3 separate regions of the Homo sapiens genome follow, and regions 1 and 3 are each linked to region 2. A link is a contact called in ENCODE Hi-C or POLR2A ChIA-PET data. All regions are on one chromosome and are shown on one strand. Each heading gives the region's core, a stretch centred on a gene start or an enhancer-like site at or near the end of the contact. The rest is flanking DNA. Distances are from core to core; before and after follow the strand shown. Region 1 has its middle 92 kb from the start of EVA1A-AS. Region 2 overlaps M1AP (meiosis 1 associated protein). Region 3 holds the start of TET3 (tet methylcytosine dioxygenase 3).

What was found. A loop is a pair of places that touch in the nucleus more often than their neighbours do. ChIA-PET counts read pairs that join two places held with the same protein, here RNA polymerase II (POLR2A). Pooled maps may share reads with other maps.
Region 1: a map with no recorded cell type shows a loop between it and region 2 (13-fold over the local background). The contact joins two enhancer-like sites. A Hi-C loop is called at or near these places in 6 of 37 single-sample maps with no recorded cell type and 3 of 50 pooled maps.
Region 3: a loop to region 2 is called in a pooled map, with 6 times the contacts of the local background. The contact joins the promoter of TET3 here to the enhancer-like site in region 2. A Hi-C loop is called at or near these places in 1 of 37 single-sample maps with no recorded cell type and 2 of 50 pooled maps. POLR2A ChIA-PET finds 5 or more read pairs at or near these places in 1 of 52 experiments (activated B cell).

Annotation. Positions count from the first base shown.
Region 1 is chr2:75,430,269-75,433,862 of GRCh38, forward strand. No RefSeq gene overlaps it. Among named protein-coding and RNA genes, the nearest start is that of EVA1A-AS, 92 kb to the right of the region's middle. RefSeq lists enhancers at 2,469-2,548, 2,559-2,828, 3,029-3,108, 3,139-3,298 and a silencer at 2,899-2,988. Within about 2 kb of position 1,608, at least 3 of the 41 ENCODE cell types and tissues checked have a DNase peak (open chromatin) inside an H3K27ac peak, as active enhancers do.
Region 2 is chr2:74,569,664-74,573,615 of GRCh38, forward strand. The region is part of intron 7 of M1AP (meiosis 1 associated protein); the gene reads right to left. Among named protein-coding and RNA genes, the nearest start is that of DOK1, 17 kb to the left of the region's middle. RefSeq lists enhancers at 1,484-1,583, 2,581-2,790. Within about 2 kb of position 1,633, at least 3 of the 41 ENCODE cell types and tissues checked have a DNase peak (open chromatin) inside an H3K27ac peak, as active enhancers do.
Region 3 is chr2:73,982,790-73,986,501 of GRCh38, forward strand. TET3 (tet methylcytosine dioxygenase 3) reads left to right here and starts at 2,121. Exons shown (of 12, transcript NM_001287491.2): 1 at 2,121-2,368; 2 at 3,191-3,712. The coding sequence starts at 3,615. RefSeq lists enhancers at 497-1,420, 3,314-3,543 and silencers at 1,594-2,283, 2,042-2,240, 2,664-2,833.

The DNA.
Region 1 (3,594 bases), core at 358-2,857, 860 kb after region 2:
CTGGACATTCAATGGGAGATCTGTTCTCTTGCCTTTTCCAGTTTCTAGAGGCCATTTGCATCCCTTGAATTGCAGCCTCTACCTTTGTCTACAAAGTGCATAATTTCAGCTTCTGCTTCTGTCCACATCTCGTCTCTGACCCTGTCCCTTCTGCTCTTGTTTTGTAAGAACCCTTGTGATTACATCAAGCCTATCCAGATAATCCAGGATAATTCCCCCTCTCAAGATCCTTAACTTAATCAACCTCAACAAAGTCCCTTTTGCTACATAAGGTAACGTATTTGCAGGTTCTAGGAATCAGGATGTCAATAAAAAGAGGCAAATTCTGTAAGATATTTGAAGAGATTTATTCTGTGCCAAATACGAGTGACCACAGCCTGTCACACAGCCCTCAGGAAGTCCTGAGAACACGTGCCCAAGGGGGTTGTGTCAGGCCTCTGAGCCCAAGCTAAGCCATCATATCCCCTGTGACCTGCACGTATACATCCAAATGGCCTGAAGTAACTGAAGAATCACAAAAGAAGTGAAAATGGCCTGTTCCTGCCTTAACTGATGACATTACCTTGTGAAATTCCTTCTCCTGGCTCATCCTGGCTCAAAAGCTCCCCCACTGAGCATCTTATGTCCCCTGCCCCTGCCAGCCAGAGAACAACCCCCTTTGACTGTAATTTTCCCACTACCTACCCAAATCCTATAAAACGGCCCCACCCCTATCTCCCTTCTCTGACTCTCTTTTTGGACTCAGCCCGCCTGCACCCAGCTGGAATAAACAGCCTTGTTGCTCACACAAAGCCTGTGGTGGTCTCTTCACATGGACGCTGTGTAAGTTGGGGTGCAGCTTGGTTTTATACATGTTAGGGAGACATGAGACTTCAATCAAATACATTTAAGAAATACATGAGTCCAGTTCAGAAAGGCAGGACAATTTGAAGTGGGGGGCTGGGGGGAGCTTCCAGATTATAGGTGATTTTTAAATTTTCTGGTTGCCAAATGGTTGAGTTTATATAAAGACCTGGGATCAATAGAAAGAAAATAGATAATGTCTGGGTTAAGATAAAGGATTGTGGAGACTAAAGTTCTTAGTGTGCAGAGAAAGTCTTCAGGTAGCAGGCTTCAGAGAGAATAGATTGTAAATACTTCTTATCAGACTTAAGGTCTGTGTTGATGTTAATGCCAGAGAGGCGTAATGAGGCATGTCTGAGCCCCACTTCCTGCAATGGCCTGAACCAATCTTTCAGGTTAAATTTTAAGAGTGTCCTGGCTGAGGAGGAAGTCCATTCAGATGGTTGGGGTGGGGGTGGGGGGGTTAGAATTTTATTTTTGTTTTACAAGGACTTAGGTGTTTTTGGGGAACATAATTCAGCCTACCATATCATGCAAGAGAATTTAAACTGTACTGTGTCAGCCAGGGGTTAAAATCTTAATGCCTACCAGGGCTAGGCAGGTAAAGAAGCATCTTAGTCCATTTTGTCCTGCTATAAAAGAATACTTGAGGCTGGGCAATTTATAAAGAAAAAAGATTTATTTGGCTCACAATTCTGGAGTGCTGAAAAGTTCAGGATTGGGCATTTGCATCTGGCAAAAGCCTCGGGCTGCTTTCACTCATGGCAGAAGGCAAAGGGGAGCCAATGTGTACAGAGATCACCTGGTAAGAGAGGAAGTGAGAGAAGGAAACTCTAGGTTCTTTTTTAATAACCAGCTCTCATGGGAACTAATAGTATGAGAACTCATTCATCTCAACCCCTCCCCAGAGAAAGGATTAATCTATTCATGAGGGATCCACCCCCAGTGACACAAATACCTCCCAGTAGTTTCCACCTCCAACACTGGGATCAAACTTCAATGTAAGATTTGGTGGGACAAACCAACCATATACAAACTCTAACAGAAGTAAATAAAGCAGTCTGGTTATTAGCCAACAGGAAAAAGTGAAGAAAGTGAAAACTCAGAGAGTACTATCTAAAGTGAGTTCTGAGTGTTATCAAAATAAATGCAAACCAGTGTTGCCTGATTACCTGATTCTTTTGGAGAAGCTAAGATCCAGATATTTATGTAAATTTTACCAGTTTTATAAACAATTTTCCAGTCTCTACTGGAATCCTACAAGGATTTTCATGTTAGGAGTTCCTGGTACTAAAATACCTCTGAAGACAGCATTGAAGGAAAGAGGCTAGGAATTAGAATGAATCAGAAAAAACTGTAACAGTGGATAAGAATGCAAACCATAGAGGAGAATAAAATATTTTAAAACCATATGCCCAACAAAGGACTAATGTCAAGAATATATATATATTTTAAATTCTCCAAATTCAATAACAAAAAAGCTAACAATCCAAGTAGAAAATGGGCAGGAGGCATGAAAAGGCATTTCGTCAAAAAACAAATACAGAAGATAAATAAGCACATGAAAAGATGTTCTATGTTTTTAGCCATTAGGAAAATGCAAATTAAAGCCATAGTGAGATACTACTACACATCTATCAGAAGCTCTAAGATAGAAAGAATGACTGCAGTCAAGATGGCCAACTAGAAGCAGCAGTGATCAGACGCTCCCACTGAAAAGAACCAAAACAGCATGCAAATCCAGCACCGGCAACCAAGGTATGCAGGTTCTGTCATCAGGACTGACCCTAGGCAGCTGGCGTGACCCACAGAAAGAAAGGAAGAGCAGAATGGTGCAGTGGCCCACCTGAGAGCCACACAGGACAGGGGAGCTTCCACCCCCCAGCCAAGGAAGGTGGTGAGTAAGAGTGCTATCCAGCCTGGGAAACTGTGCTTTTCCCATGGAACTGTGTAATCCACAGATTAGAAAATCTCACTAGTGAGCTCACACCACTGGGGCCTAGAAAACCACAAAGCTGAGCAGATTCTCAACAGCCACTCAGCTAGAAACTGCTTAAACAGGCTGAGTTCCTGGTGGGGAGGGGCAGCCGCCTACTGTCTAAGCCTTCCAAGAGACTTGGAGGAAGGGCAGCAGCCAACAATGGGACTGCTAGCTGTCTAATACACTAAGCTCTTGGGGTAGAGGAAGGGTGGCAGCCATCTCTATAGCTCCAGGCTGCACTTTTCCCTGGCTGGAGCCAGGGAGGCTGGAAGGCTTGGTCTTAAGAGGTTATTCCTCACAGGGCAACACACAGGCTGTGGCAGACTGCAGCCAGAGTGCATCTTCAGGCCTGACCCTGACCCATCCCTCCTCACTGGGGTGCCTCCCTGGAGGAACTCCAACAACTCCATTCAGGGGCTCAGGGACAGAACTCTGATGTCCCTGGGCCTGAGCTCCTAGGAGGAGGAGTGGCTATATTCTCTGCAGACCAGCAGACTTAGTCTTTCCTCCTGCTAGTTCTGAGTAATCCGGGCAACTCAGACGAGTGAGTTTCCCCCCAGCATGGCACACCCCCTCCACCAAGGGACAGCCAAAGTGCTTTGTTAAATGGGTCCTGCTCCCCGTGCCACCCAACTGGGTGAGACCCCAATAGATGCAGAAAAGGCCTTCGATAAAATTCAATGCCCCTTCATGCTAAAAACAGTTAAAAAAACTGGGTATTGAGGGAACATATCTAAAAATAATAAGAGCTATTTATGACAAACCCATAG
Region 2 (3,952 bases), core at 383-2,882:
TGTGCCCAGCCCTCCCTCACTCTACTTCTATTGATTAAAGGAGAAGCCTTATCAGCTTTATTTCTTAGTATTTTAAATAGGTAGAAAGAGACAGGACCTGAGAGAGAGGAGGACTACATTATGTCAGAGAGGCTAAGTCAATTTATAATATATGGCTGAGAGAGGGAGGAAGAGGATTGAGAGAGAACAGGGACTGAGGAGGTAGAGATAATTTGTGTGTGTGTGTGTATGTGTGTGTGTGCATGCGTGTGTGTGTGTGTGTGTGTGTGTGAAAGGTTCTAGGAACAGCTTCAGGTTAGAGATAATTGAGGAGTGGGGGAAGAAAATTTGAGAAATGTCATTATGGGTTATGAACTAGATCCTTTTTGGTGTCCTTTGAATACACAAATCACTTTAAAATTTACTTTTGGGCCTCTGATAGTGCTTCCATATATGCCATTTGTGCAGAGACTAAGCCACGTAGGGGCCATTAAATTTGTTAGGGTTACAAATAGATGAATACACCAATACTTAGTGAGGGTAAGCAAGTTGCCTAAGTTCACACAGTCGGGAAATAAAAAAAGCGTCAGGAACCTAAGGCCGTCTGATTCCACAGTCCAGGATTTTCCTGGACAACACAAATTATATTTTACTACAACATATTAGAAAACTGCCTTGCCTTGACTCCTCCAAAAAGAGAAGTAAGAAAGGGGGGAATTTCTATTCTGGGCCTAAATTTGACCAAAGCCTAGGAATTGGTTAGTAAAGTGGGGAAGCGATAGAAAAGGCACTATGTCAATCTGGAGTTTGGGTAGTCAAATTATATCTGAGACTTTAATCTCAAACATAGGATCCTATATTTAAAAACCTATTTGAAATATGTTTTTCTCCAAAAAGAAACAGCATACAAATGTCTAATGACAAGTGGAAGAAACTAGAGAGCTCCCATTCAAGAAGTACCATTTGAGTTTGGTCTTTCAGGATAGGGTAGGATTTGAACACACAGAGATGAGAGAAAGGTCAACATGAGCAAAGGCTCAAAGGTGGAAAAATTTAAGGTTTCTGTATTAATTTGGTTGGAGTGTATGGTACATGAAGGGGAATAATGGGAGATAAGGTGGGACCTTGAATATTAGGCTAAGGAATATGGACTTTATGGATAAACAATAGTAAGCCACAAAGTATTTTTCAGCTGAGTAGTGGCAGAATCAGTGCTGAATCAGATTAATCAAAAGATTAATCTGTTGGCATTATGTGAAATGGACTAGGAATGGGAAGCACTAAAAAAGCATTGAGACAAGTTGAGAGATTATTGCAGTATTAAAGGAAAGGTTAAAAGGGCTTGAATTAGGATAGTGATAACAGATGCTATAGGGATAGAATAGGCAAGGTGTAATACGTGATTGAGTATTGATACATAGAAAAACATGTGATAGGGGAATGCTTCAAGGAGATTAAGCTAGTGCCAATGTGCAGGGAAAACCAGAAGAGAGAGAGATTGGAGGCAGGGAAGCCAGTTAGGAGTTTACTGAAGAAGTCTTGGTGAGACAAGCAGTGGGAACAGGAAGTAAAGGAGAGTTACAACTCATGTTATGAGTGGAAAATTGATATGACTTAGTGATGGAGTAGGTGTAAAGGGTGAGATGGCTGAAAGTGACTGAGGTTTCAAGCCTGGGTGACTAGACAATGGCGGTGCTGCTATTAACAGAAAGGCAGAAGTTAGAATGAGAAGTTGGCTGGAGGGGAACATTACAGTGAAAAACAGAAGGCAAGAGAGTTAAATATGGAGCTGACTTGAAATCAGATTTTAAAAGAACATATGAAAAAGGTATATGAAAGAATAAAAAACCAAAGATGGAGTTAAAGAAGCATGGCAAACTTGTAAAAATAGGCTTAGGAGGTTAAAACCCTAAATAAGTCTCGTCACACTTAAAAATATTTGTGTTGAATTAATGAGCTGAAGTTTGTGAAAAGTTTGTACTCTATAACATACTGCCATTCAGGATTTTTGCTGCTTGGAGAAAATGTCATGTGAAAAACAAGAAGGAAGAGGCATTTAAACACTGTTTTGCGGCCAGGCACGGTGGCTCACACCTGTAATCCCAACACTTTGGGAGGCTGAGGTGGGCAGATCAACTGAGGTTGGGAGTTTGCGACCAGCCTGACCAACATGGAGAAACCCCGTCTCTACTAAAAATAAAAAATTAGCCAGATGTGGTGGTGCATGCCTGTAATCCCAGCTACTCGGGAGGCTGAGGCAGGAAAATTGTTTGAACCCAGGAGGTGGAGGTTGTGATGAGCCAAGATTGTGCCATTGCACTCCAGGCCTGGGCAACAAGAGCGAAACTCCGTCTCAAAAAAAAAAAAAAAAAGAAAGAAAACTGTTTTGCTGCTGTCTTTTCCAGAATAGGAGAGTGGTCTTTAATCTAGATGAGGTGGACCAAACGGAGTAAAGAGAACAGCAGTACAAGATGAGTAAGCCGTTGTTATGAGTACTGTGCCATTTTAAGTGAGTTCAACTCCGCTGAAGTACAGAAGCATAGGGTGTAAGTGAAGGAGAATTAGCTTCAGTGTTATAGTCTGTATTTATCTGGCTACATCCAGAGTAGGGAATTTAGCAAAGAAGTTAAAAACATGGGCTTTGTAGTCAACAGAACTAGGTTCAAATTCTTTTTAAATTTTCTTTCTTTCCCACCCCCCCTAAGCAGTGTCTCCCTCTGTCGCCCAGAGTGCAGTGGTGCGATCATGGGTCACTGCAGCCTTGAACTCCTGGGCTCAGGCAAGCCTTCCACCTCAGACTCCCGAGTAGCTGGGACTACAGGTGTGAGTCATTGCTCCTGGCTAATTTCTTAATTTTTAATAGAGACAGGGTCTCACTCTGTTTCTCAGGCTAGTCTTGAATTCCTGGGCACAAGTGATCCTTCTGCCTTGGCCTCCTAAAGTGTTGGGATTACATGTGTGAGCTAGGTCCTCAAACTCTGACAAGACTACTTTGGTAGCTGTGTGACCTTAGGTAACTTACTTGGTCTTTTTAGGCCTCAGCCTCCTCCATCTGCAAAAGTTGGGATAACAATCTCTACTTCAGATTATTGTGAGGATTAAATGAGGTAAAGTATGCAAAACACTTGGTTAAGTGACTACCACTTAGTAAATGCTCCAAAATATGGGTATCTACTAGTGACAGGTCAACTACATCCCTGCCCTTTTCCAAGACAGAAGACTAACAAAGAAAAGGTCTCTTCATCTCTACAACAGTGCTTGGCATACAGTGGTGAGTAAATATTTGATAAATAAATAGACAGATAGATAAATACAGATCCTCAAACCCTGAGTTTAGTGGCAGGGAGACTCTAATCTCGTGTATGTAAGCCAGGATGGAAGGGAATACTTTTTCCCATCCTTATTATTACTATTTTTTTTTTGAGACAGAGTCTCACACTGTTGCCCAGGCTGGAGTGCAGTGGCACGATTTCGGCTCACTGCAACCTCCGCCTCCCAGGTTCAAGCGATTCTCCTGCCTCAGCCTCCCAAGTAGCTGGGATTACAGGCATCTGCCACCACGCCCAGCTAATTTTTTATTTTATTTTATTTTTAGTAGAGACAGGGCTTCATCATGTTGGCCAGGCTGGTCTCGAACACCTGACCTTGTGATCCACTCACTTCGGCCTCCCAAAGTGCTGGAATTACAGGTATGAGCCACCGTGCCCAGCCTATTATAACTATTTTTTGAGACAGGGTCTTGCTCTGTCGCCCAGGCTGGAGTGCAGTGGTGCGATCTTGGCTCACTGCAACCTCTGCCTCCCGGGTTCAAGTGATTCTCATGTCTCGGCCTCCTGAGTAGCTGGGATTAGAGGTGCGTGCCACTATGCCTGGCTAATTTTTGTATTTTTAGTAGCTGTGGGATTTCACCATGTTGGCCAGGCTGGTCTTGAACTCCTGGCCTCAAGTGATCCACCTGCCTTGGGCTCCCAAA
Region 3 (3,712 bases), core at 871-3,370, 590 kb before region 2:
TGCTGGTGCCATTTACCCAGACAGAATACAAGAGGATGGCTGCTGGGCTCCTCTGAAAGTCCACAACTTACTAGCTGAGTGATCCTGGGCAAGTTATTTAATCTGTTTTCTTATCCATAAAATGGGTTTGATGATAGTACCTACCTCACAAGGTTGTCATATGGATTAAACAATATTAGTTGTTGTCATTCATTGAGCCCTATATTAAGTCTTTTACTTGGATTCCCTTGAAGATGGAGTACCTAGTCCAAGGTCACACTGTTACCAAGTGGCAGATTCAGGTTTGGAAGCCAGAGTTCTCTGGCTCCTGAGCCATCTTCTTCACCTCACTGTCACACTTTCTGAAAACTGTATACCAAACAGGGAAATGCCTATGGTACAATGTTAAGTTAAAAGAGGATGGCAAATTGTATAATCAGTGTGAGTAAATCCACAAATAGGAAAGGCTACAAGGAAATATAGCAAATGGTTAAATATGGTTGTAATTTGGTGATTTTTCCCCTCTAGTATCTGTAGTCTCCACGTCTTCTTTATACACATTTTTTATTAATAAAGTTGCTTATTAAAAATATATTACATTAAAAACAATTACGAGTCTGCAACCTGTTCCCCTGTTTGAAAATTGCACTCTCTTGGTTTTTCGTCTCGGTTCTAGTCTTACTACCCTGAACAGAAACTCTTCAGTCCTCCCAAAGGCCATGGTAGGAAGTGGATATTGCAGCCATGTTCACCCCCACCCACTCCCTCGCTGACAACCTGGACCCTGGAGCAGGCTGTCAAAATCAGAGGGAAGTTCCAGATAGAACCCGGGCTGCTTTACCGCCTAGGGCTTTCTGGACAGCGCTACTTCAGATCAGTTACTTTTTTTTCTTTCTTTCTAAATAGCCGGCCGAATGCTCTTTTTCCAGTTCTGGCTAAGCTGTTAGCTGCAGCCGGGCGGCGACGCCTGCCAGGTACCTGGCTCCGTGAGCACCGCCCAAACTGGTCAGGCCAGTCCGTCCTGTGGCTGTTTCTGCCAGGACTCGCCCGAGTGTGTGTGTGCGCGTGTATGTCAGAGACCCACCCTGCTCCCCTGCAACCGAGGTAGGTGGAAGGCAGTTGCAGGCACCAGCCTGGCAGTCAGGCCAGATGGGTGGGGCTGAATTAATCTAACCTGGAATTTCAACTTGGCCTGCACAACAGGTGAGGGAAAAAAGCAGCAGAGAGAACGGGCAGTTTGGCAACTTGGAAATATTCCTGAGCCCTGCCCCTTACCCCCTGCCTGGAACGTAGCCCAGGGTGACTCTTCAAAGTGTCTGCGCCGGGTTTTAGGGCTTAGTCGCCCCACGGCCCCCTCGAGGCTGTCCGAGGCCCTCCTGAACGCTGTCCTCCTCAGTTACCCTCCGCGACGCGCCCGTTCCCCCTCCTCTGGGAGGCAGGGCGGGGGTATCGGATTAGTCTTTGTTTTCGACGCGAAAGAATCGAGCGCGGCGCGGGGGAGGCTGGTGATGGCAGGGCCGTGGGGTCCACCTGGACAGGGCATTCGGCCGTGACCCCTGCGAGGGTGCCCTTAGCCTCTGCCCCCGAGCAACCCCTTCTTGCCGGCCAGGCTGACTCGGTACGCAAACGCGCGATGTCCCCCATTGTCCTGCCTCGGAATGAGCCAGCGGCAGCTGGGACAGGGGGGTCAGTCGGGCCCGGCGCTCAGGCCTCCCGGGGGCGCCGGGGCTGTCCCGGACAGATCTGGCCCGCAGGGAGTGGCAGGAAGTGGGGACACCGAGCGAGGCTCGGCCGAGGGCCTAGGCTGGAAGGTCCGCGTGCCCCACCCCGCCTCGCCGGCCCCGGCTGCAGCCCCGCCGGAGGGCGAGGGTGGCCAACCCGAAGGGGGCGGCCGCCTCCCGGGAGGGCCGACCGCGTGGGTGGGAGCCACTGCAGGTGCAGAGAAGCGGCGGCCGGGCCGGAGCCTGCCCCAAGCCGCTCGCAGGCCGCCCACCCGACCCCTCCCCTCCGCGGGAACCACCCCCCTCTCGCCCGGCCCGGGGCCCGGCCGGGCCGGCGGGGCTCGGCGGGGCCGCACGTGTGCGCCCTCCCGGGCGGGGGAGTCCCCGGGCGAGCACGTGCCGCGGTGCGCGGGGGGCGGGGAGTCCCGCGGACGCCTTCATTGCTGCTGCTGCTGCCGCCGCGGCCGCCGCTGCCTCTTCCTTCCTCCTGCGCCGTCCCCTCCTCGGCCCGGGCGGGGGGCTCCGCGCGCTGAGCTCGGTCGGGCCGGGCGCTCCGGGAGGCGGGAGCCCCAGGCGGCGGCGGCGGCGGCCGCGACGGTGGTGGCGGCGGCGGCGCGGGCCGGGAAACTTTGCCCCTTTGTGCGCTCCGCCCCGGAGGCGGCGGGCAGGTCGGTGCAGTCGGTGCCTTTCCGGCTCCGGAGTGGGGGAGGGGCGGCGGGAGGCGCGGGGGGCCCGGCCCGGGGGAGGGGGAGGGGACGGCCCGGATCCGGCGGGGGGCCGCTCCTCCGGTGCGGGGGGCCGGACTGGGGTGCTGCGGGGCGCTGTGCGGCTGAGCCGGGCGGGGGTGGCGGGGCGGGGGCGGGGGCTGCGAAGCCGCCGGAGCGGAGTGGCGGAGGCCCCAGAACAAAGGAGCCCGAGCGGCGGCGCGCGCGCGGCCCGGCCCGCGGCTCGAGCGCGCCCCCCTCCCCGCGCCCCTCGGCGGCGCGGGCCGCCCTCCCCAGTCGGGCTGGCGGGCTGCGCTCCGGCGGCGGGCGCGGCGGGCGCGGGCTGCCCAGGGCGCGCCCCCACCTCCAGGCGGCTTCCGTGCCGGGGGCGCCGGGGCAGTCCCGCCGAGCGAGGCTCTCAGCAAACTTTATTTTGAAAGCTCAGCTCCCTAGGGAGGGCCCGGCGGCCTCCAGCCAGGGCGTGTGGGGGAATTTTGGTGAAACTCTCACCAGCCCGTGGGGGTGGGGAAGAGGGCAACTTTCTTAGAAATCTCACCTTGATCACCCCCTTGAATCCAGGGCCCCCAGCAGCCCTCAGGCCCGAGGCCGCCTCCCTCAGACAGGGAGCGGGTGCTGGGTGCGTCCTGCCTGAGGTTCTGGGCAGGACCTCAATTGAGCAAGCCCCATCTCTTCCCCCATTTTCTCTTCCCAGAAACAGGAAGAAGTGACACGTGAAAGTTGTCCCTGAGCCCCGAGTGATGCGCTTCCCCTTTCTGTCTTTTTCAGGCAGCACTGCCTTCTCCAGCGTCCAGACCCTGGAGGAAAAATACCAGGAGAAACTGCTCACTCAGCTCTGCCCCCACCACACCCCTACCTGCTCAACTCATGCCTGGGTCCAGGGTGGGTGAGGGTGAAGAACCCACCGGGCCAAGATGATCCCTTTTCTGAGGGCTGCTGCTGGTGTCCTCCCCCAGATCCTGGGCCCCAGCAGGTGGGAGAGTGGCCCCCTACGGAGTCCGATCAGACTGCTGCAGAGGAGGTGAAGAGGGGTTGAGAAGAGGCATCCATCCACGAGACTGAAGCCACTTGCCTTCACCCTTGTAGACTCTTGACTGTTCTAGGCGAGAAGGACCTGTTGGTGGCCTTTGGAGGTGGCAGGAAACGACTGTGGTTCTGCCCCAGCACCTATGACCCCACCTCTGGCAGCATCATGAGCCAGTTTCAGGTGCCCCTGGCCGTCCAGCCGGACCTGCCAGGCCTTTATGACTTCCCTCAGCGCCAGGTGATGGTAGGGAGCTTCCCGGGGTC